6 separate regions of the Homo sapiens genome follow, and regions 1, 2, 4, 5 and 6 are each linked to region 3. The links are chromatin contacts, found by Hi-C or POLR2A ChIA-PET in ENCODE. All regions are on one chromosome and are shown on one strand. The core of a region is the stretch at or near the end of the contact, and the rest is flanking DNA. Distances in the headings are between cores, read along the strand shown.

Evidence for each region. A loop is a pair of places that touch in the nucleus more often than their neighbours do. ChIA-PET counts read pairs that join two places held with the same protein, here RNA polymerase II (POLR2A). Pooled maps may share reads with other maps.
Region 1: a pooled map shows a loop between it and region 3 (2.4-fold over the local background). The contact joins the enhancer-like site here to the promoter of SNAP23 in region 3. A Hi-C loop is called at or near these places in 2 of 50 pooled maps.
Region 2: a map of CD8-positive, alpha-beta T cell shows a loop between it and region 3 (12-fold over the local background). The contact joins the promoter of SERF2 here to the promoter of SNAP23 in region 3. A Hi-C loop is called at or near these places in 2 of 168 maps with a recorded cell type or tissue (CD8-positive, alpha-beta T cell and naive thymus-derived CD4-positive, alpha-beta T cell), 2 of 37 single-sample maps with no recorded cell type and 9 of 50 pooled maps. POLR2A ChIA-PET finds 5 or more read pairs at or near these places in 1 of 52 experiments (K562).
Region 4: a loop to region 3 is called in a map of CD8-positive, alpha-beta T cell, with 4 times the contacts of the local background. The contact joins the promoter of MAP1A here to the promoter of SNAP23 in region 3. A Hi-C loop is called at or near these places in 2 of 168 maps with a recorded cell type or tissue (CD8-positive, alpha-beta T cell and chondrocyte) and 7 of 50 pooled maps. POLR2A ChIA-PET finds 5 or more read pairs at or near these places in 2 of 52 experiments (T-cell and naive thymus-derived CD4-positive, alpha-beta T cell).
Region 5: a pooled map shows a loop between it and region 3 (6-fold over the local background). The contact joins the promoter of PDIA3 here to the promoter of SNAP23 in region 3. A Hi-C loop is called at or near these places in 2 of 37 single-sample maps with no recorded cell type and 6 of 50 pooled maps. POLR2A ChIA-PET finds 5 or more read pairs at or near these places in 1 of 52 experiments (activated B cell).
Region 6: a loop to region 3 is called in a pooled map, with 5 times the contacts of the local background. The contact joins the promoter of OIP5-AS1 here to the promoter of SNAP23 in region 3. A Hi-C loop is called at or near these places in 8 of 50 pooled maps. POLR2A ChIA-PET finds 5 or more read pairs at or near these places in 2 of 52 experiments (Caco-2 and T-cell).

Annotation. Positions count from the first base shown.
Region 1 is chr15:40,549,027-40,553,119 of GRCh38, reverse strand. CCDC32 (coiled-coil domain containing 32) reads left to right here. Exons shown (of 4, transcript NM_001080792.4): 4 at 1-21. Among named protein-coding and RNA genes, the nearest start is that of CCDC32, 14 kb to the left of the region's middle. Within about 2 kb of position 2,364, at least 10 of the 41 ENCODE cell types and tissues checked have a DNase peak (open chromatin) inside an H3K27ac peak, as active enhancers do.
Region 2 is chr15:43,790,392-43,794,241 of GRCh38, reverse strand. It overlaps SERF2 (small EDRK-rich factor 2), which reads right to left and starts at 1,922. Exons shown (of 3, transcript NM_001018108.4): 1 at 1,859-1,922; 2 at 1,159-1,267; 3 at 1-532. The coding sequence starts at 1,865. The coding sequence ends at 469. SERF2-C15ORF63 (SERF2-C15orf63 readthrough) reads right to left here and starts at 2,266. Exons shown (of 6, transcript NR_037673.1): 1 at 1,859-2,266; 2 at 1,159-1,267. SERINC4 (serine incorporator 4) reads left to right here. Exons shown (of 12, transcript NM_001258031.2): 12 at 1-80. It overlaps MIR1282 (microRNA 1282), which reads left to right and starts at 483; the gene lies at 483-583. RefSeq lists enhancers at 1-774, 1,110-1,439, 1,228-2,427 and a silencer at 2,160-2,239.
Region 3 is chr15:42,493,401-42,497,063 of GRCh38, reverse strand. SNAP23 (synaptosome associated protein 23) reads right to left here and starts at 1,430. Exons shown (of 8, transcript NM_003825.4): 1 at 1,351-1,430. RefSeq lists enhancers at 670-1,213, 1,214-1,757.
Region 4 is chr15:43,515,401-43,519,097 of GRCh38, reverse strand. It overlaps MAP1A (microtubule associated protein 1A), which reads right to left and starts at 1,490. Exons shown (of 6, transcript NM_002373.6): 1 at 1,398-1,490. RefSeq lists an enhancer at 372-1,015.
Region 5 is chr15:43,743,946-43,748,119 of GRCh38, reverse strand. PDIA3 (protein disulfide isomerase family A member 3) reads right to left here and starts at 1,682. Exons shown (of 13, transcript NM_005313.5): 1 at 1,414-1,682. The coding sequence starts at 1,580. It also overlaps the pseudogene CATSPER2P1. RefSeq lists enhancers at 1,057-1,106, 1,117-1,166 and a silencer at 1,667-1,966.
Region 6 is chr15:41,280,277-41,283,946 of GRCh38, reverse strand. It overlaps OIP5-AS1 (OIP5 antisense RNA 1), which reads right to left and starts at 1,250. Exons shown (of 5, transcript NR_152821.1): 1 at 1,229-1,250. CHP1 (calcineurin like EF-hand protein 1) reads right to left here. Exons shown (of 7, transcript NM_007236.5): 7 at 2,060-3,670. RefSeq lists an enhancer at 321-1,062.

The sequences.
Region 1 (4,093 bases), core at 1,115-3,614, 1.9 Mb after region 3:
ATAAAACTTTTCTCAACGGAATAGCAGTGTCTGTGGTGCTGTTGACTCGATTGCTCCTGGAAGGATGTTCCCAGGCAGCAGGAGGTAAAGACAAATGCATGCAAAGGCATGGGAGCTGGCCACTTTGCCAGCCTCCTGTTATTAGCATGTGCCCTCAGACAGTCCAGACTTTGGTGTTCTGAGGCCTTAGCTCCATGGGCCTTCTTCCTGGGTAATAGTTTACAAATCCCTAAAGATCAGTAGGGTGGCTGTAAAAATCTTCCGATCGAGAGAGGAGCTAAAAGAAAAAATAGAATAAATAAATCTTCTGAGAACATTTGCTTTTTTTTTTTTTTTTTTTTTTTTTTTGAGGTCGCACTTTGTTGCCCAGGCTGGAGTGCAATGGTACAATCATATAGTTCACTGTAACCTCAAACTCCTGAGCTCAGGTGATCCTCCCACCTCAGCCTCCTGAGTAGTTGGAATTACAGGTGCAAACCACTACACCCGGCTATTGTTTGCTCATTTCTAAATCAAGTATTTGTCTTGCCCAAAAGGATAGGAACCAATTAGGTGGTTCCATATACTTGCTTAGTGATACAAATATTTTTATTGTAATATTCAAATATACTTTCCTCTTTTTTTTTTTTTTTTTTTTTGAGATGGAGTTTTGCCCTTGTTGCCCAGGCTCGAGTGCAATGGCGCGATCTTGGCTCCCCGCAACCTCTGCCTCCCGGGTTCAAGCAATTCTCCTGCTTCAGCCTCCTGAGTAGCTGGGATTACAGGCATGCACCACCACGCCCGGCTAATTTTGTATTTTTTTTAGTAGATTTGGGGTTTCTCCATGTTGAGGCTGGTCTCGAACTCCTGACCTCAGGTGATCTGCCCGCCTCAGCCTCCCAAAGTGCTGGGATTACACGCATGAGCCACCGCGCCTGGCCGCTCCTCTTTTTTCCTTCTTTATTTTTTTTTTGTTTTTTTGAGACAAGGTCTCCTCACTCTATCACCCAAGCTGGAGTGTAGTGACAATCATGGCTCACTACAGCCTCAACCTCCCAGGCTCAATCCATCCTTCTGCCTCAGCTTCCCCTGAGTAGCTGGGACTATAGGCATGTGCCACTATGCCTGGCTAATTTTTAAAAAAAATTTTTGTAGAGACAGGGTCGCATTATTTTGCCCAGGTTAGTCTCGAACCTCTGGGCTCAAGCTATCCTTCCACCTTGGCCTCTCAAAGTGCTGGGATTACAGGTGCAAGTCACCATGCCTGGCCCTTTCCTCTCTTTTCATTGACTAATGGTTAACCTTTTTTTTTTTTTTTTTTTTTTTTTTTTGAGACAGGGTCTCACTCTATCACCAGGAGGGCTGGAGGGCAGTGGCACGGTCTCAGCTCACTGCAGTCTTGACCTCCTGGGCTCAGGTGATCCTGCCTCAGGCTCCCGAGTATCTGGGACTACAGGTGCATACCACCATGCCCAGCTTATTTTTTATATTTTTTGTAGAGATGGGATTTCGCCATGTTGTCTGGACTGGGTTAACACCTTTATTAGTAGATTTAGTCGCTTTATTCCTACTGCATTTTATTGGCAGGATACGTGTGACACAGAGAGTGGCTCTCTGTGGCCCCTGGGTACATTGAGGAAGCCAGAATATTGACGGTCATCCAGGCTTGCAGGCTGCCATCTCCACCTGGAGTTCAGATGCCAGGCCTCACTCCTCTCCAGGGCCATCTGATGGCTTTCAGGATGGATTTTTTTGTTTTGAGATGGAGTCTCACTCTCTTGCCCAGGCTGGAGTGCAGTGGCGCCATCTTGGCTCACTGCAAGCTCTGCCTCCCGGGTTCACACCATTCTCCTGCCTCAGCCTCCCGAGTAGCTGGGACTACAGGCGCCCACCACCACGCCCGGCTAATTTTTTGTATTTTTAGTAGAGACGGGGTTTCACCGTGTTAGCCAGGATGGTCTGGATCTCCTGACCTCATGATCCGCCCGCCTCGGCCTCCCAAAGTGGTGGGATTACAGGCGTCAGCCACCGTGCCCTGCCAGGATGGATTTTTTAAAGAAAGAAAAACTAAAATTTTTATTCTCCCTGCATGATAAACAAACAACAATTATTCTTCCTCAGAAACAACAGTTTAAGAAAAAAAAAGCAATGAGGTCCCAAAACACTCTCCCAAAGTGCAGATCATGGGATGGTAAGAGAATGTTTCTGTACCCGAAAATAGTGTTTCTGTCATTCAGGCAAGATTCTAGCTTTGCCTTTTCCCTACTTCCCATTTTCTACCTCAGAAACAGAAATTGGAATATGAGAGGGTGGAGAATCGCTTTAGAGGAACTGAAACAGAGTTTGTAAGTTGAATGGTTTCTAGCCCATGTGTAAACCTGGGTGCGGTGTGAGAGGAGCTCTGCACGACTCCACGGAAGGGAACCCAGTGAGTTGTAGCTATAGTTTCTTAATTGATTTAGAGGTGACAGCGTAAACAATGGCTCTAAAAAAAGGTGAAACTCCATTTACCAAAACCAAATTTGACACTAGCTCCCAAAGCTAACTTGTTAATACAGATTTATCTTAGGCTAGTGAAGTGGCACTAAATTTGAAACTGAGAGTCTTGGGTGCTGTCTTTTATCTGTCTTGTGGCTTACTGAATGGTCACAAATAAGTCAAGTGACCTCTTCATGTTCCAGTTCCTTTTCAGTAATGGGACTAACCATAGGAAAAAATAGTATTGGCCTAAAATGCTGATCTCTTTCCTTTGACCCTGAAAACTCCAAGGAACTCCAGTTAGGGCTTCCTCAACCTAGTAAGATTTGTAAGTTGGTAGAATCTTACTTATCACCCCTGACTTTCTTCCTTCTTCCTCCTTAGTGAAATAGACAGCAAGTTAGAGCAAATGGAGCAATATTTAGTGCTAAAGCTTTAGAGCCAGGGGAGGGTAATCACCAACACGGGCCAAGCCGTAATGACTTGGTACACCCAGAGAAGGCTGGGCTGCAGCCAGGCAGATAACCTAAGGGACTGCTGCTGTTCTCTCCCGGCACACACACGTGCTCATCACTCAGCGCCTGGCAAGATCAGGGCTGGAGTGACACAGGCATGCATCCAATACCTGATCCAGAAATAGGCCCTGGCTGCAGGCACAGCAAGTAAACAAACGTCCCGCCAGCTGTGGCCGAGGTGCACCCTTCCAAGCAGACCTGCCCACCAGGACCATTGCTGGAAGACGGAAGCCCTGGAGCCTCTCCCTGGCCCTGTTTTGGAAGGAGTCCTCCAAGGCTGAGAACAGCCCCAGCCACATGAAGCAGGCAAGGTTTTCTTGAAAATTCTAAATTATCCCAACCAGCTTTGGCCCTACGTCAGTTATAAGACTCAAGATAGGATACTGCCATTGGGATGTTAGGTTTGTGCGAGGGCTGTTTACTTGAGCCCAGAAATAGGTTATTTAAGGCAGAGATTCATTCATCTAACCAATATTTGTTGAGCCCCTGCCATGTTCCAGGCATGGTGCATGGTGTTAAATAAAGCAGAACGGCATCTTCCCACATAGAATGATGGAGGGGGGAGTAGAGCCTACCTCATTAATTCTGTGGAAGTTGTAAGCACAAGGTGCTTTGAGAGCACATGGGAAGGAGATATGAGAGCCCTAGACCAGTTGGAGTGGGGTAGGAGAGAGGCCGTGTTAGGGGAGCTGAGTCCATAGAAATGAATAGGAGTGAGAGGAAATAGAAGAGTAAGAGCATGGGGACCAAGAGGAGTCCTGGAAGAGGAAAACAGCATGTGCAAAGCCCTAAAAGCAAAAGGGAACTTGGAGGATGGAAGGTAGTTCAGTGTAGCTGGAGCACAAAGAACAAAGGAGGGACAGACGAGAGGTGAGGGTGGAAATTACTAAACAAGGCCAGGTGTGAAGGATTTTATAAACCATGTTAAGGAGTTTGGAGTTTATTGTGGGAGAACAGGGAGCTAATGGCTGATTTTAAGAGGGGCAGTGACAAGATGAGATTTACATCTAGAAGGTTATGGCTGCCATGGGTTTGCCATAATTAAAGTGATTGAGGGTGGACAAGTTATTCACACTTGGCAGCGATACATGTCTATGTGAAATGGTTTTTCTTTGTTTTTA
Region 2 (3,850 bases), core at 673-3,172, 1.3 Mb before region 3:
AGGATTCCTCTACTGCATATCCGGAGTACTTGTTTGGTTGTCATTGTATAATAAAGGCTTCTTCTGTGATGTTTCACTTATTAAGTCTACATACCCACAATCTGAATCTAAAGAGTTCTCCCTTTTTTGGTGGGAAAGGGCAGTCATTCTTCCAACCCCATCCCCCCAAGTCCCCAGTCAAACCAGGCGCTCAAGGAATTACAAAGCTACTTTTAATACTTTGGGGTGAGCCCCACAGGAATAAAAAACACTGGGAAGGGGTAACCCCCTCACCCCCGGGAGTGGCCCAGGGGGAGAGAGGCTACCTGAGGGGAAGGAAGCACAAAAGGGACCCGCTGCAGACTCAGGGCAAAGGGAATGCCATCGGTGCTGGGACCTGTGAGCACTACAGGAGGAAACGCGAGCGTGGTGGGACTGGCTCCAGGCACACAGGCGAAGGGCAAGAGGGTTGGACACGAAGCCACAAAGCTACTTGGGTTCCTCCTTCTTCTCGTTTGCCTTTTTCTGCTTCTGCTGCATGATCTCCGAGTCCCTGGGGGTAGAGATGATGGGGCACTGGGAGGTACCAGAGGGCAAAAAGGACAAGATGCAGGGGGATGAAGGGCACAAAGGATAAGATGGAAGTGGATGGGACTAAGTTCAGCGTTTGGCTGCTGTACTCCCACCCTAGGAGAACAAGAGGAAGAGAGCTGAGGCTCAAAAGGCGACCAGTCTCCATCTGGCTGTTGCCCAAGGGGTCAGAAGTCTGGTGACACAGGCCCAAGGGTCTCTATTCTGTATTGAGGACCACACCCAGCAACACCAGTGAGGAGGTTGGGAGAAGGGAGGAGAACCGAACAGCAAGGAGGGCCAAAAGTACTGGGCTGCCGTAACCACAACTGTATTTGAAATGTGAAGCTCCCTGCCCTTGCCCTTAAGGTCAGACCCAGGGACGCTCAGAAATCAGACTGAGGGCAGGCGCCCGCCCCCGTCCTTTCCTGTAAGGCTGTGAGCTAACAATTTGGAGGGTGGGGAGGAAATAAAACCCTAGAGGAAGCAATGCACTCTGCTCCTCACGACTAGTCCACATTCAAGCCCTGAGGTAGCTCTCTTTCCTTCTATAACCCTTGGTCTAACCCAGGTCTCCACCGTCCCTTTCCCTCCCCTCCCTGGGGCTACCTCTGCTTGCGGGCGGCAGCAGAAAGCCCGTCATCTCGGCGCTTTCCCTTAACCGAGTCGCTCTGCTTTTTCATATTCTTCTGGCGGGCGAGCTCACGCTGGTTACCGCCTAAGGAAAGAAAATTAAAGGTGAGACGCGGGGGCCGCTCTGCCCACACACCGGCGACCCTTCTACCCCAGCGCGGCCAGCAGCAGGATCCAACACCACTTCAATCTCCGGGCCCCGACAACGGCCCATCGAGGCCCAGGCTGCTTGGGGTAGGGGGGAGTGGCGAATCTGCCACGGGCCAGGTCAAAATACGGACTAGAGAAGGGAGGTCCCAAGGGGCCAGCTGGAGGCGTGTTTTGGGGCGGCGTGGGGCCCAAACAGCTGGCAAGGTGTGTGTGGACGGTTTGGGTCTCCGTGGGGGATGGGCTGGCTTGTGGAGTGGGGGCTCTGGGCCTATCACAGGGGCGCTGGCCTTCTCCTTACACCGCGGAAGATCCGGGAGGGCCTATGCCTAACCCGGGAGGGTGGTCCCGTGAAGTAGCCGTGGGCAAAGGGCTCGATTTCCGGGCACCGAGTGTGAGGGTGGCCACAGAGCGCGCCCAGAGAAACGCCTTGCTAGGGAAGCTACGGAAGGTCAAAGCCGGCGCCTCGCCGGTGGTGTTTAGGGTGAACGGAAAGAAAAGGGCAAGGAGAAGGGGGCTCGGTGCTCACGGGTCATGGCGACGGCAGCGGCTCCAACCTGCCTCCGTTACGTCCCCTCGTTCTGTCGGACGTTGCAGGTCCCGCCCCTTCTGGCAACGTAGCACAGTCGTTCCTTTCCTCCCCGCCCCTTCGCGCCCGGGAGCCGGCTCCCATTGGACAAGAAAAAGCACGTGGATCCACGGGTCGTGCTTGAGCCGGGGTGGGTAAGTGGCGGAGGGTCGCAGGCGGAGCGCTCAGCGTGGGGCGGGGCTTCCCGAGTGAGACGTAGGGACGGGCCTGGAGAAACTAGGCCGGGTCACGTGGGCAGGTTGGGGGTGGAGGGGTGCGGCTGGCGATGTGGCGCTCCCGCGGGCTCGAGCACGTGACCGTGCAGAGTGACCTCATGCGGGGACAGTTTGGGGTACTGACAAAGTCGCCCTGAAAGAACGCCCGTAGACAAGAGGGCGGGGTTTCAGCCAGTTCTGTGTTACGAGTACTCTACTACTAAACTTGTGCTTACTTAGGACCACCTCTCAGCCACTTATTTGGACACGAGTTGTTCACAGCTCGCTTAAAATCAAGTACAAACACAACTTCAGAAACCCGCTTCTACTCCCATTGTCCCCTTCCACGCCCCTTCACTGTAGAAAATCGCAGCAACATCTGGTATTTCCTAAAACTCTACCCTGTTCGTTTTCCCCCAGAAACTTTAAATGTGAACATGCAGCTTGGAAGTATTGGAGGACTCCAAAAGTCACAGACTATGGAGTTGGATCAGTGGCTGAGATTAGATAATTCACATATTCGCTTTTCCCCTCTGGAGCTTTTCTTACTGTACCATCGCCACCAGCCACCCGGTTTTGTATTAAGACCCTGGAGGGCCGGGCGTGGTGGCTCACGCCTGTAATCCCAGCACTTTGGGAGGCTGAGGTGGGCAGATCAGAAGGTCAGGAGTTCGAGACCAGCAGCCTGACCAACAATGGTGAAAACCCTAAAAATACAAAAAATTAGCCGGGCGTGGTGGCGCGCCTGTAATTCCAGCTACTTGGGAGGCTGAGGCAGGAGAATCGCTTGAACCCGGGAGGCGGAAGTTGCAGTGAGCCGAGATCGCGCCATTGCACTCCAGCCCAGGCGACAGTGCGAGATCCCGTCTAAAAAAAAAGTTAATAAGAATTAGCCGGGCGTGGTGGCGGGCGCCTGTAGTCCCAGCTACTCAGGAGGCTGAGGCAGGAGAATGGCGTGAACCCGGTAGATGGAGCTTGCAGTGAGCCGAGATCGCACCACTGCACTCTAGCCTGGGCGACAGAGCGAGACTGCATCTCAAAAAAAAAAGAGTTAATAAGAAAGGCTGGGCAAGGTGGCTCACGCCTGTAATCCCAGCACTTTGGGAGGCAGAGGCGGGTGGATCACGAGGTCAGGACATCGAGACCATCCTGGCTAACACGGTAAAACCCCGTCTCTACTAAAAATACAAAAAAAAAAAATAGCTGGGTGTGGTGGCAGGCGCCTGTAGTCCCAGCTACTTGAGAGGCTGAGGCCGGAGAACCGTGTGAACCCAGGAGCAGCAGCTTGCAGTGAGCCGAGATCACGCCACTGCCCTCCAGCCTGGGCGACAGAGCCAGACTCCATCTCAAAATAAATAATAAATAAACAGTTAATAAGAGACACCCAAGCTGGAGTGCATTGGCGTGATCTCGGCTCACTGCAACCTCTGCTTCCTGTGTTCAAGCTATTCTCCCACCTCAGCCTCCCAAGTAGCTGCGATTACAGGCACCCGCCATCATGCCCGGCTAATTTTTGTATTTTTGTTTTTCTGGAGATGGGATTCCATCATGTTGGCTAGGCTGGTCTGGAACTCCTGACCTCAGGTGATCCGCCCTCCTTGGCCCCCCAAAGTGCAAGGATTACAGGTGTGAGCCACGGTGCACAGCCACAATTGGGTATATCTTGATGAGCACAGCATATTCCTATAATCATGAAAGATACAGAGAAAAAAGCTCTCTCACACTTTCTCTCTCTCCC
Region 3 (3,663 bases), core at 181-2,680:
ATCTCAAAAAAAAAAAAAAAGAAAGAAAGAAAGAAAGGGGCCAGGGGCAGAATGATACAGTTTGGCTATTCATAATCTCATCTCGAATCTGGTGAGAGGTGATTGGATTATGGGGGTGGTTTCCCCCATGCTGTTCTCATGATACTGGTTTTATAAGGGGCTTTTTCCCCTTCACTGTCTCTCTCCTGCCATCCTGTGAAGAAGGTGCTTGGCTTCTCCTTTGCTTTCCACCATGATTATAAGTTTCCTGAGGCCTCCCCAGCCATGCAGAACTGAGAGTCAATTAAACTTCCTTCCTTTATAAATTACCCAGTCTCGAGTATTTCTTTTGCTTTTTGTTTTTTTTTGAGTTGGAGCCTGACTCTGTCTCCCAGGCTGAAGCTCAGTGGCACGATCTCGGTTCACTGCAACCTCTGTTTCCCAGGTTCAAGTGATTCTCCTGCCTCAGCCTCCGGAGTAGCTGGGATTACAAGCATATACCACCACGCCTGGCTAATTTTTGTATTTTTAGTAGAGATGGGATTTCATCATGTTGGCCAGGCTGGTCTCGAACTCCTGATCTCATATGATCCTCTCTCCTCGACCTCCCAAAGTGCTGGGATTACAGGCGTTAGCCACCAAGCCCGGCCTTGGGTACTTCTTTATAGCAGTGTGAGAACGCACTAATACAGACCCCATTCCAGGAGATGACAAATAGCAAAAGGCAAAATGATACTCCCTTCTTGACTTTTTTTTCCTCTCCCACTTTTATGTCTTTACGTTTCCTCCTACCATCAACTGCCTTTCCTAACATTGTGGTGACTGATTAAAGAAGAAAAAAAGGACGAGATGAAACTACACTTTACAGTACTTTTTCCCCCCACCACTCCAATCCCGAATTGTGAAATTCATTCTTTTCCTGATCCTCTAATTTGTGCAGTAATGCCGCGAGGTAAGGCTGAACCTTTCTAGAGAGCAAGGGCTATCCAATACCAGGAACCTCAGAGTCCTTCCTCAAGCCATTATCTCAGAGCTATCTGATCACTGTGGTCACCATACAGGCAGTCTATTAATGTCAACTACAGCAACACAGTAAGGGTGAGGGGCGGAAAGTGATCTCTGTTTAATTTCGAGGAAGGGTCCAGAGAATTACCATCCAGCTACCCTTCCTCCACTGGTCCCTCGATGTTCTCCCGGCACCTCCCGTCCTCTCTCCGGGCCCATCTGCCGAGTAAGGGCCAGAGAGCCCCCTCCTCCGCTTAAGCCCGACCCCACCAACTTTTCAACCAATACGATACACTCTTTCTTCTCAGGACATAGTCTCAGACTTCATCCCGGCCAGCTCCCTCCGTCCCACTCCTGGAGACTCACCAAGCGGGCGAGGCCACTCCTCTCCGGCGGCAACTCGGACACCCCAACACCGGACCTGGCGCTGCACCCTAGTCGCGCCTGCGCGCGCCGAGCCCGCGCGCCTGCTCACTTCCCGTTCGCCGCGGACACAGACACACCCCTGCAGCTGGAGCCAATCACGGTGCTGGGGGTTTAAATGTCCCTGCCACGCAGACGGAGAGTCTGGGAATTCACTAGTTAACCGGATAGATTTCAGTCCTGCCCGAAGCTGGGAGGTGTTCATGCAATAAACATTTACTGAGGGCAAACCGTATGCCAGGCACTGTGCTGGATGAACGCTGAAGAAAAGAAAGCGAATACAGTGCTTTCCCTGCTCTTCATCGCCTTTCAATATGTCTAGACTAAGATATAGATATGTAAACAAATTATAGTGGATAGAATACAGTGCATAGCACATAGAAAATTTGAGGCGCCTTTGGCTGATAATGAACAAAGCGTTTTATTCTTAGGGGTGTCTGGAAGGGTTCCCGGAGGAAGTGACTTGAGTCATGAAGGATAAGTAGGAGTTCCCCCGGAAATCCGGCAGAGAAAGAGCTAGAGTTTTCCAGGCTCTGGGGAACAGCTTATGTCGAGAACAGCATAACGCCTTCTGGAAATTTCTAGTAGTTCATCCTTGTTAGAGGCTTAGTGCTAATCGTACATCCCCGAGTGTAGAGGAAAGAAAGCTTTAGAAGGCCAACAATCGCTAGATCTTGGAAGGCCTTGGAATTTTAGACCACTTTGTACTAGGGGCACTGAAAGCTATTGAAGAGTTTTAAGCAGATGGAGGATTATTGTAAACTATTTGCTGCAGGAACCCCTCCATGCACCTCTAAGAATAAAATAAACTGCTGGAAATCAAGAAAAGAAAGTGCTTCACCAGGCACAGTGGCTCACGCCTGTAATCAATCCCAGCACTTTGGGAGGCTGAAGCGGGCAGATCACGAGGTCAGGAGTTCCAGACCAGCCTGGCCAACATAGAGAAACCCCATCTCTACTAAAAATACAAAAAATTAGCCGGGCATGGTGGCAGGCGCCTGTAATCCCAGCTAGTCGGGAGGCTGAGGCAGGAGAATCGCTTGAACCTGGGAGGCGGAGGTTGCAGTGGGCCAAGATCATGCCATTGCACTCCAGGCTGGGCAACGAGAGTGAAATTCCGTCCCCCCTACAAAAAAAAAAAAAAAAGAAAGAAAAAATAGCTGGGTGTGGTGGCGGGTGTCTGTAATCCCAGCTACATTACTATCATAATGTCTATCACTGGCGACAGTGCCAGACTCCATCTCAAAAAAAAAAAAAAAAAGTGCTTCAAGGAGTAAGTAGTCTATTCCTAAGGGATCAAGGAAGATGAAGCCTGAGAAATGTTTTTTTTAATTTCATAACACAGAGGTCACTGATTATCTCAGTGAAAGCTGTTTGTTGGAATGCTGGGGTTGAAAAAAACAACTTAGTAGTTTGGAGGTGGGGGAGATGTAGAGATGGGGACAAGTTGTAGAATGCTTTTGGAAAGTTTGGCCTTGACAGGGAGGAAGGAGGGAGAATGATGAAGGATCAAGATTTTTTGTTTTTGTTTTTTTGATTTTTGTTAGAATTAAGACAGGAGAAACTTGAGCATGGTAGGGAAGATTCAACTGAGAAAAAAATGGTTGAATAAAGGAAGAGAAGGGATAGTCAGTAGGCAAAGATCTTGAAAGGGTAAGAATAGAGGCAGTTTAGAGGCAGTTCGAAACACTGGTAAGAATAATGGTTTTGGAAGAGGGCAGGGAGGGAGAAAGAGAGAGAGAGGAGATATTTCCCCAATTATGAGAGGAAGTATGTTTCTGTATGTTTAGTAACAGGAAGTTAAAGTTCTCATTTGCTGACTTGTTTTCTCTGTGAAGTTGAAGATGGGGTCATCTTCTGATAGAAAAGGAGGTGGTATTGGGAGTTTAAAGGAAAGCTGAGAAGATTTGGAATATTGTAGAAAGTAATACAACAAGTTGACAGAAGAATGTTGTAGGACTGGTAAGCAATATTGAGGGCCTTTTTAATATGGGCAAAAATGAACTCACCATTTTCTGCCCTCCTGTGTAAATTTCTCAAGCAGCAGTCACTTGTTGAGGGCAGAGGTGGAGAAAATGTATGGTTGAGTTCATTAGTTCATTTAGGGTTGTGATGGTCATTGATATAATTCCGTGGTTCTCAACCAGGGACGATTTTGTCCTCCGGGGGATATTTGGCAATGTCTGGAGATGCTTTATTGTGATGACAGGGAAACGGGGGTGGGTACTACTAGCATCGTGTCCAACAGTGCTGCTA
Region 4 (3,697 bases), core at 241-2,740, 1.0 Mb before region 3:
CCACACAAATAAGGTCATAAATTTGAGGTAGGAGGGTCAGAAAGACAAATATCTATAGCACACACTGATTTGCTTTCTATCTACCCCTCCCTGCCCCCAACCATTCCTCACGGTCCCCATTTATCACCACAAGACTTCTATGATCCCAGTTCCTGTCCTGGCATAAGGTCCTGTTCCTCACTCTATCCCTGGGAGTGGTTCTGACTTGAAATTACATGGTTTATATCCTGTGCCTCTCTTTTTCAGGCCTGGGAGAAAGCCGTTTCTTCTGCTCCCCTGGCTCTCTCACTGAAGGGAACTGACTCGTTTTTTCCTTTTTCTTTAGAGAGGACCATCTTGTGAGGCAGGGACACACAGTGCTCAGCCAGTGCTGGAGTTGCGGGGGGGGGTGGGCTGCGGTGCAGAGGCTGAGCAGGCAGGAGGGCAGGTGTCTCCGCAGTGAGGCAGAAGGGGAGGGGGACCGTTTGGGCAGCTGCAGTTTGCCGCAGTGTGTGAGTGTGCGCGCTGAGCTCCGGCTCCAGCTCCGCCCCCACCCCCCACCCCAGCATGACAAGTCATTTTCTTGGCTGCTTCTGCATGGGGGGTGGGGATGGGGGGATGCAGAGAGAGAGAAGAAACTGGCTCCTCTGTTCAAGAGCCCCCATCTTGGGAAGAGAAGCAGAGATGAGGTGGGGGTAGGGCTGAGACTGGGAACCTGTGGGGTTGACACGACTGGAAATGCAGGGCAGCCGCTGGGGAGGGAGTTCTCCGTCTCCAGAGTGGCCTCGGCAGGGCCAGAAAGGGGGGTTTAGAGTCCCATTCTAAAGCTAGCCGCAGGGAATAGGGTGGGGGAGCCCACTGCAAACCGGTTGGTCTGTAAGGAGGCGCGTGCCACGTCTTAGTGACCCTTTCCTCCCTTCTTTTCCATAGTGTCCCCCACCTTCCCTTACTTGGCAAAAACTCACTGCCCTGCTCACCCCCAGCATAGGAGCAGCTGAGCAATCCAGCAGCTGACACCCAGGGGCCCTCCTATTAGGCACATTCCCATAACATCCCCCTTTCTCTCAGATTCTTCTGCCTCTGACCAGAAACATAGCCCCCAAACTCCTCCAGCATCCTGGGCTGTCAGGCAGAGCCAGTGGCACCACCCTCTGCTGCTGTCCCAGGCTGATTTCTCCCATCCCCGCCCAGCTGGAGAGGTGGACTGTCACAGCCCCTGGTGGCCTCTGGTTCTGGGTCCAGGCTGGGCCCACAGCCAGTAACGTTCATCTTCTCTCTCCATTTCCCCATCCTGCCTACTGCCACTGGGCTAGTTCTAGATGTGCCAGATTAGGTACCAGCACCCTTTCCATGACCCCCATCCCACCTCCCTATCACAGTGTACCCCCACATGCCAAGCCCTTTGGTTCGGTTCTTACCCTGGGGTGTAGGAGGAAGCCTCTCATGGAGGCGGCAGCTCCGGCCTCAGCCGGCAGCTTCAGGGAAGAGTCTGCAGCACTTAGGGTGGGAGTGGGGCGGGCGGTGGGGGGGGGAGGGGGGTGCTTGATGAGGAGGGCGGCGCCAGGGCGGGGAAGAGGGGCTGGTCCGTGACGAGGCACTGGAGACTTAACTGTTTCTTTGCCTTCACGACGTCTGAGCTCCAGTGCTTTTGCTTGGCTCTGTGGGGCTGAGGGATTGTCTAGCAGCTCAAGGAGCCTCTGCAATGTCCTATGGCCCATAGGACCTTTCTCTCCCAACCCTGCTTAGTTAGGAAATATTCTTTTGGCATCAGCCAAAAGACCAAAGCCCCATGCTAGGGCACAGAGCGAGGCTATAGGAGGCATGGGCTGCGTGGGCTCTCCCCCTTCTCTTAGAAACCATCTGCTGCCTCTCTCCTCAGATGGATCCAGGGAGTGACCTTCAGTCCCTGGAGGAGCAGGAGACAAAGGCTGGGGGCCCAAAAGCATGGGGTAGGTGTGGGGAACTGCTTAAGACAAAGGTTGGGGATGCAGAGATGTGCTGCCTTCTTCTGAACCTCAGCACTACAGAAACCAAGGAGGGCAGAAATAAGTCTTATTTTAGGGTTAGAGGGTAGTTTGAAATTCCGGAGTGGACACATGGTCCCTAGCCTGTTGGGGTGGGGCACAGGGACCCTGAGAGCTACATGAAGTTTCATGGGAATGCAGCATAACACAGTAACCACACAGGCACTGATTCTTGGGATTCTTGAGTCATTGGATATGAAGAGACAAGTCCCTGAAGGGACAGGGAGCTTTCTGCCTTACAGTGAAGGAGTTAACAAGGACCAAGAAGGATCACCAGGGCCTCCGGCCCAAGCAAGGTTGTAGGCCAATTATTAAATGTAACAGAAGTACTCTTTAGATTAAAAAAACCCTATAATGACTTTGTAGGGTGATTGGGTTCTTGCTCTCTCCTTGTCTCTTTGCTGTTTCTATATTATATTATTTGGATCTTTCTAATGTTGATCCTGTTTCCCTTAGTCTCTACCTCCATCTCAGATTTAGTAAAGCGCTCTAGGACTCAAAGGAAGAATCTGGAGAGTGGTAGCACTTCCTTCCAACCCGAGGATGCTCATGCTCTTACATAGTCCTTCCCTGCCCTCTTCCCATCCACCCTCCCCAGTTTGGCCAGCTCCTAAGGCCTTCCTCACAATCACAGCCACCCACTCACACCCAAACACTAGCCCCACCCTTGCCCCAGGCTGCCAAGAGTTACTTTTGAAGGTCAGAGAAGCCAAAATAGTCTGTGCTCTCAGCATCCCCCATCCCCCCTTAATTGCAGCCAGAGGAGAGGAGGAGCTGAGTCACTAGTACTCTTGGGGGTTGAGGGGACAAAAGGGGAGCAATCCTTGCTTAGATCCGGGGATGCAAATCTGCGACAATGGCAACAACCCCGTTTGGGTAGAAGCGGCCATCTGCAGAGATACACAGGGAAAACCAGGCTGAGTTCTGAGCATCACAAAAGGGAAATACCCCTCTTCTGCAACTTCATCGTTCTTATTTCCTCCCACCTCAAGCCTTCTATCTCCTCCCTGCTTTCTAGGGCTTTCTGGAGTGTGTTAGGAGGGAAACTTAAGTAGACATTTAGTTTACGAACAAAATAACATTTCCCAGACCAATACAGAGCCCACCCATATTCTCAGCTGCCACCCCCAAGGGCCACACCCTGGGCATGGTGCCAACTCACAGTGGAGTTTTCCTTCAGCCTTCACCCTCTGAACAGCTACCCACCACAACCAACTCTCCACCTGCTGTATTCCTAGGCTCTGCTGCAATGAAATGGTGAGATGCCAAAGAAGAAAGAGAGGCTTGAGCTGAGCTACAAAGTAAGATATGAAACCCTGGATTTGAGACTTGATCCACCATTTTACTAATCATGCTGCTAAACAAGAGACTTAACCTCTCTCAGAGCCTACTTCATAAACTATGAAATGAGTATAATATTAGTACCATCCTCCGATAATGCTGTGAGGTTTGAATTGTATAAAAGATGAAAAAAAAGCTTCTTCATTCCTAGACTTCCAAATCTGCAATGTACAAATGCCACTGGAAGTCTTTCTCCCTTTTGTGGAAGATTTCTGAGAGGTCATCTAGGTGATCAAGGAAATCATAAATCAGGATCTCAGACCAGATCAACTCTGGAGTACTCTTAGCTCCCAGGTAAACCCAGAACTAAAGATGCCTGCAGTATGAGATTTGAAGTCCTATTCATGTCCTTG
Region 5 (4,174 bases), core at 433-2,932, 1.3 Mb before region 3:
CCCCTGTAGTAAAAAGCATCACTCAGATCTGACAAACTTAGTGACACCCCCAGTTTTTACAAATTATTGACACCCCCTCAAAGCTAACAGCATGATTATATAATTGGGAAGAGTTGTTCCTAAGAGAGAACATGAGTTCCAGAGATGTATAAGAACTATCTATATGTGTAATCTGTACTGCCAGTTAGCCCCAGAAATGCCCTGGACACAAAATCTGTCCAAGCTGCAAACAAAATTTGCCATCTCTAGCACATCATTCTGATTCAGGTGGTCTTTACTACAGGACTTTTTTCGTGTAACCCTTAGCAAGTTGTTTGAGGCTAAGAAGGGAAGACCTGAGTCTGAAGCAAATAAAAGTTATACACAACTTTTACTGACATTTTTGAACACGGATAGTATTAAACCAAGGGTCACTGTGCCAGGAGGGGAAAAATTAAGTACTGTAATTATATATATTGAATTATATATAGAGAGCTATCCCCAGGATAAAGGAATCACTGTTTACTCTGGTAATGATCTGGAGGTTTAAAAACACACACACACACAAATAAAAAAAAAAAACAAACACTCAAGTTGACTGGGCCAGAAATCTTATTTGCTCTTCCTTCTCCCCAACAGTTTTTTATTTCGAGTTAGTTCTATCTAAGGAATTTACACCCTTGATCACTTAAGTCACCCTAAAGTGGAGTATGTAATCAATATTGGTTATTTTCTCATTGGAGTCTTTTTTGACATTTTAAAGAAATGCTATTTAAAACAGACAATATGGACAGATTCTGATGGAATTATTCTTGTTCACGTACTCCTTTCGTTTGGACAGAGGTATCTGCCGGTACTGAGATGTAAGTGATCAGCTGAAGGGAGAAACTGTACACCATGTGACGGACAAATTACCTGCCTCAAGAAAGCACTTACGACCATTCTGCAGCCACTCAGTGACCTTGGCTAGAAACCAATGGCTGTGCGGCGTGAGGTAAGATGAAAGGAAATACCCTAGGGATCCAGGACTTCTGCATTTGGTGAAACGTCCGCTTCCACTACAAGGCTTTGGGATGCCTAGTCTGTAGACTGGAGGAGCATTAATACTGACTCACGCAGAAAAGATATAGCTACATATTGGACTGGGGGAAGGGGTGGCAAAACCCTCTGCAAATAGGAAGTGCCACAAGAGCACCGAGATAAGGATGAGGCCCTGCGTGAGCGCAGCCTTCGGGTTTTCCTTGGGCCGATCAGCACCGACTCCCCCGCTCTCGGCGAGGCGCCTCCAGCTCCCGGGAATGAGAAATGTGCCCGCCGCAGCAGGGGCCCACAGGAATGAAGGGCCCCGGCGCTGCGTAGGCCCAACAGTTCCCCGCGCTCTCGCCCCCGGCCCAGCCCCGCCTTTCTTCCCCCGCCTCGGCAGAATGGACTCACCAGGGGGCGAAGAACTCGACGAGCATGAGGCCCGCAGAGCCCGTGTCGGAGATGCGACTCTCGAAGTTGTCGTCCGTGAGTTCTAGCACGTCGGAGGCAGCGGCGAGGCGGGCCGCGGCAAGAAGCAGCGCCACACCCGGGAACAGCGCTAGGCGGCGGAGGCGCATGGCGGCGAGGTGGGGTGGGGACGGCCGGAAGGGTCGCGGCTCGGCTGGGACTGCGGAGGTCGGGCGCGCGACCACTAACCCGCTGCTTGCGCTCGCGCGTCTGGCCCAGGCGGACCTGCAGCCGGAGGTCCCAACCCCCAAACCCGGCTTGGGCCGCTGTGTGGCAGCCGCTGATTGGCTGCGCGTCGCCTTCGTCGGGCGGGCGGGACCAACTCGTTACCGCCGAGTGGCCGGAGCGCGGGGCGGGGCCGAGGCGGCGAGTGTCTGGGCGAGCGTGGCTGGGCCCGGTCCTGGGCTGGGGGCAGGGGCTAGGGCCGGGTCCCGGGGTGAGCCGAAACCTGGGGGTCGGGCGGGGCGGGAAATGGGGCGCAGTGAGGCTGGGAGCCGGCCCTGAGCTCGTCCTGCGTAGGGGTAGCCGGGCTCAGGGGGCGCCTGAGCTGGAGGTGGAAGCGTGAAGTCAGGACTGAGTGGGCGAAGAGAACCTGGGCTGAGGTGAGGCCCAGAAGCGAGAATGGAGGAGAGAAGGAGCTAGCCCCCGAAGGAGTGTTGGAGTGGACACACTTGGGACGGGACCCATTTTCAAAATGTCAGGCTTTGGCATTTTGTCCAATTTCTCTTCACTTGGTTTCTCTTGCGTGGGCAGGCCAAGCCCTCCCCCAACTCCACCTCATTGCCCGATTCTCTCAGGCCCAGGTGGGACCCAGGTTCTTCTTTGTCCAGCCCCGGGCCCCTGCCCTTGTGGCTGCTCCTTTTTTATTGAGTTTCTTGTTTTGTTTTGTTTTGTTTTGTCTGAGATGCCGTCTTGCTCTGTCCCCCACGCTGGAGTGCAGTGGCGCGATCTCCGCTCACTGCAAGCTCTGCCTCCCGGGTTCACGCCATTCTCCTGCCTCAGCTTCCCGAGTAGCTGGGCCTACAGGCGCCCGCCACCACGCCCGGCTAATTTTTTGTATTTTTAGTAGAGACCGGGTTTCACCGTGTTAGCCAGGATGGTCTCTATCTCCTGACCTCGTGATCCGCTCGCCTCGGCATTCCAAAGTGCTGGAATTACAGGCGTGAGCCACCACGCCCGGACTTTTTTTTTTTTTTTTTTTTTTTTTAATGAGCTTTTAATTGGTAGTGCCGTCACAAAGTGAAGATGCCTGGCCACTTGGTCGACTGCTCAATGTCTTTACCACTCTTAGCCCCTTTTGTTTCAAAAAACCCTGAGTCTTAGTAGAATGTTTGTTCTGCCCAACTGCTCCTAGTTCGTAGATGTGGGTACATTAAGGAATCTTAAGGGCAAAGAGGGTGGGGAGGAGGGGACAGAAAACCTGTAATCCTTGGTGCAGCTCCAAGAATGAAATGACACTTGATGCTTACATTTTCTTAGCAGACATGGCCGCTTACCAACAAGAAGGGCAGATGCAGCTTCCCCGAGCTGATGCCATTCGTTCACGTCTCATCGATACTTTCTCTCTCATCGAGCATTTGCAAGGCTTGAGCCAAGCTGTGCTGCGACACACTATCAGGAGTTACTTGGTCAGCAGCCTATTTCTTCACTAATTTAAATTTAAGACTCCTATCCACATCCTCTACATTTAAGAGTGGAAAATTCTGGGGAGGCCGGTTTAGTTGCTGGTTTACCAAACTTGATAAATCAAGGGCTTGTAAATAAAACTAAGGAGATAGAATCCACGTCTTTCACTTTTAGGCCTAGGATAGCCACTAGCCGTGGATGATACGGAACAGTTTCTGTCAAAGACTCTTAAAACTTTGAGAGTGAACCTGCTGCTTTTGTGGGCATGGACAGTGTTGGTCATAAGCAATACATTTGCTCTCACTCCAAACAGAATTCTTAGTTGCTGTGAGAAGAGAAGGACCAGCAGTAAGCCATTAGGGGGACCCATTATCTGAACAGTATCCCTGCCCCCAACCCTACCTGGTCTATTTTGTTTGTATTTATCCACTACCCCTTTTCAATTTTTGTTGTAGATCCTTCCCGCCAGAAGAAACTTATGTTGGGAGATCAACACCAGCTAGTGGGCGTCTCTATAAAGCCTCAACGTATAGAACAGATTTCACATGCCCAGAGGCTGTTGAGCAGGCTTCATGTGCGCTGCAGTCAGAGGCCACCTCTTTCTTTGTGGGCCGGATGGGTCCTTGAGTGTATCCTTTCATGTCACTCATTTTTATCCTGGCTGTTGATCATCTGCCTAATGACTTATTTTTTGCTTCCCAAACTCCATTGTCTCATTCTCACTGCTTATGTTATTGCTCTTATTATTTCAGCTGCATAAATCAGAAAGAACTCCACTCTGTATGTTTCCTTAAGAGACAACAGGTCCTCTCTTCAAAAACTTCATCATCTTCCTGATCTTTTTGAATACGATCGTACTGATGGTTGAAATACGTGAGAACTGACATTGTATGAAAGAGGAAGTGAGGCCAGGCGCGGCGGCTCACACGTGTAATCCTAGCACTGTGGGAGGCCGAGGCAGGCGGATTGCCAAAGCTCAGGAGTTCAAGACCAGCCTGGGCAACATGGTGAAACCCTGTTTCTACTAAAAAATACAAAAAATTAGCTGGGCGTGGTGGCATGGCCTGTAGTCCCAGCT
Region 6 (3,670 bases), core at 1-2,500, 1.2 Mb after region 3:
GAGTGTTTATTGGGCATCGTCTTGCTCGCGCGCGCTCTCCTTGCGTCGTAGGTTGGTTGGAATGCACGTCAATCAATAGCACTCGCCCCACTCTTTCGATCCGGATTGGGTCCCAGAATTGAGGTAACAGGGAGAAATGCTTTTGTAATTCAATTATTAAGAATGTAAAATTTCCGCCGTAGAAGCTGTACCACGTGGTAAGATAGTGTGGCTAGGCCGCGTGACTATTTTAAGCCACTGTTAGGTTAAACTGTAGTACTAATAATTTCATTCTCAGGCCCGAGGGTTTTTGTTTTGTTTTGTTTTTTGAGACAGAGTCTCTCACTGTCGCCCAAGCTGGAGTGCAGTGGCGCGATCTTGACTCACTGCAACCTCCGCCTCCCGGGTTTAAACGATTCTCCTGCCTCAGCCCCTCAAGTAGCTGGGACTACAGGCGCATGCCACCACACCCAGCTAATTTTTGTATTTTTAGTAGAGACGAGATTTCACTACGTTGGCCAGACTGGTGTCGAACTCCTGACCTCAGGTGATCCACCCGCCTCGGTCTCCCGAAGTGCTGGGATTACAGGCATGAGCCACCGCGCCCAGGCTTTTAATCCAGGGGTAGCACAACACCTAGGGAAAAAATTTAATGCTTCCAGTTTGTCTCTGTCTTTGACTCTTAAAGGGCCCAAACGTTGTCCGGCTGTTTACAGCTTTGGTCAATACAGGAGAGAAGGATTCGTCACTTTTCTGAAGGCCCTCCTGCATAGAGGAAACCTGCTGTAACTGGCAGTTTTGTTGTTTGCTACACCCAACTGTAGGGCATCCTTTCTTCTGCATCATTTCCCAGAGGGGCAGGTGTCAGGCCTCTGAGCCCAAGCTAAGCCATCATATCCCCTGTGACCTGCACGTATACATCCAGATGGCCTGAAGCAACTGAAGATCCACAAAGAAGTGAAAATAGCCTTAACTGATGACATTCACCATTGTGATTTGTTTCTGCCCCACCCTAACTGATCAATGTACTTTGTAATCTCCCCACCCTTAAGAAGGTTCTTTGTAATTCTCCCCACCCTTGAGAATGTACTTTGTGAGATCCACCCCCTGCCCACAAAACATTGCTCCTAACTCCACCGCCTATCCCAAAACCTGTAAGAACTAATGATAATCCACCACCCTTTGCTGAACTCTCTTTTCCGACTCATCCCACCTGCACCCAGGTGAAATAAACAGGCTTGTTGTTCACACAAAGCCTGTTTGGTGGTCTCTTCACACGGACACGTGACAGCAGGGAGGGTATACGTGGGGTGGCTCCTCTTCGGGGTTATGACAAGCGAGGCCCAGCGTAGGCAGTGTAGGTCCACTGTGCTTGCCAAACACCAAGAGGGCTGTCATCTGGGTGGATTCTTAGAAATGCAGATTCCTGGCCTGGCACGGTGGCTGTAATCCCAGCACTTTGGGAGGCTGAGGCGGGTGGATCAGCTGAGGTCAGGAGTTCAAGACCAGCCTGGCCAACATGGTGAAACCCCAATCTCTACCAAAAATACAAAAATTAGCCAGGTGTGGTGGCACGTGCCTGTAATCCCAGCTACTCAGGAGGCTGAGGCAGGAGAATTGCTTGAACCTGGGAGGCGGAGGTTGCAGTGAGCCAAGACTGTGCCATTACACTCCAGCCTGGGCAAGAGTGAGACTCCATCTCAAAAAAGAAATGCAAAGAAAAAGCCATGTAAAACCAGAGTATGTCACCGCTGAGGCTGCACATGAATGAGGAGGTGGGCAATTTAAGGAATGGACATATACTGGATTTTTAGGCTTTTTCTACATTTAAGGAGTCAGGGAGTCAAGAATAGAAATTGCGTCTTAGCTGGAATGAATGGGAAGTGGCCACGGCTGACAAAACCATGTCGAAGCCAAAAGTGCTGGCCCCTCGATGAATGTTTCCACTTCATATATCCAGGCAGCAGCAGAGTAGACTGCAGCTGACCGTACAGACATAAACTTGAGTAAGGGAGACACTGTGATTTCAAACTTGAAGGGACTAAGTTACATAAAATTCTTGTAAAATGGACAAAAGTTATTTTGTTTCAACCACAAGTATTTATTGATGGATCGAAGATACAATTTTAATGGAACAATAAGGCACAACCGTGGATTAAAACACTTTGCTATACAGCCAAAAGGGGGGAAAATCTATAACCTTAGGAACTTTATGCCAATCAAGAAGCCTCTAAAGTACCTCTCTAATAGATCAGTATCAGACATTCTTCCCTTTTACATAATTCCTATATTACATCACTTAATCATAAAATCTGACTGATACTTCATAAAGAATTCCTCATTCATTTATATTTGAGCCATCCAGCCTGGCTACTCCCCTGTTCTCCACCCTTTTCCATCACTTTGCAGTGGTATTTTTTAGCAATCTTCAATAGTTTTCCAAAGCAAGGAAACAAGCAAGCAAGCAATGAGTCAGAAAGTCAACCAAGGGCAGATGTGTGGCTAAATACACTCATAGAGACATACATTAGGATAGCAATAGCCTGATTCACTGAAGTCTAAACTAAGCTGACTTGGCAGAAAAGTTGCTGTGGCTCGCTCAAAGATCTGTAATGCCACCTTAGGTTGTGCTACTAGTGCCAGACCTCTTGTTTTTAAGGGATTAGCAGTGGTCTAAACAAGAAGCCAGGGAGCTAATGTAACCAGGCAGCTAATGACACAACAGTCAATGCTTTGGACATGTATTAGGAGCAGACTATGGCTTCCGTCATTAACATTTGCCAAGTGTAAAATTCATAAAGAATTTTGCGGCTGAGCACGGTGGCTCATGCCTGTAATCCCAGCACTTTGGGAGGCCGAGGCAGGAGGATCACCTGAGGTCAGGAGTTCAAGACCAACCTGGCCAACATGGTGAAACTCCCTCTCCACTAAAAATGCAAAAATTACCCAGGTATGGTGGCACACGTCTGTAATCCCAGCTACTTGGGAGGCTGAGGTGGGAGAATTGCTTGAACCCAGGAGGCAGAGGTTGCAGTGAGCCAAGATCACGCCACTGCACTCCAGCCTGGGTGACAGAGTGAGACTCCATCTCAAAAAAAAGAATTTTGTGCAAAACTTCAAGACACTAAGGAAACAATCTTTAAATATTTTGGACTGGGGCCAGGCGTGGTGGCTCACACCTGTAATCCCAGCACTTTGGGAGGCTGAGGCAGGCGGATCACGAGGTCAGGAGTTCGAGACCAGCCTGGCCAACATGGTGAAACCCTGTCTCCACTAAAAATACAAAAAATTAGCCGGGCATGGTGGTGCACACCTGTAATCCCAGCTACTTGGGAGGCTGAGGCAGGAGAATCACTTAAATCCAGGAGGCTGAGGTTGCAGTGAGCGATCGCACCACTGCACTCCAGCCTGGGTGACAGAGCAAGACTCTGTCTCAAAAAAAAAAAAAAAAAAAAAAAAAAATTTGGACTGGGATATTAGGCACTTCCGTAACACTAATATTTCTACTTGGAAATGTGAAGTGGAAAACATTCCAGTGCACATAACACTGAGGCATAAACCATGCTGCAAAGGTGTGAATGCATGAGGCTTTATAGGGTGCCCAGCCTCCTTATTAAATAAAAGCCATGAGAAAGTCCCTAGGCATATTGTCAGAGCAGCCATTCTGGTGGTAACGGTGTCCCCAAACTAA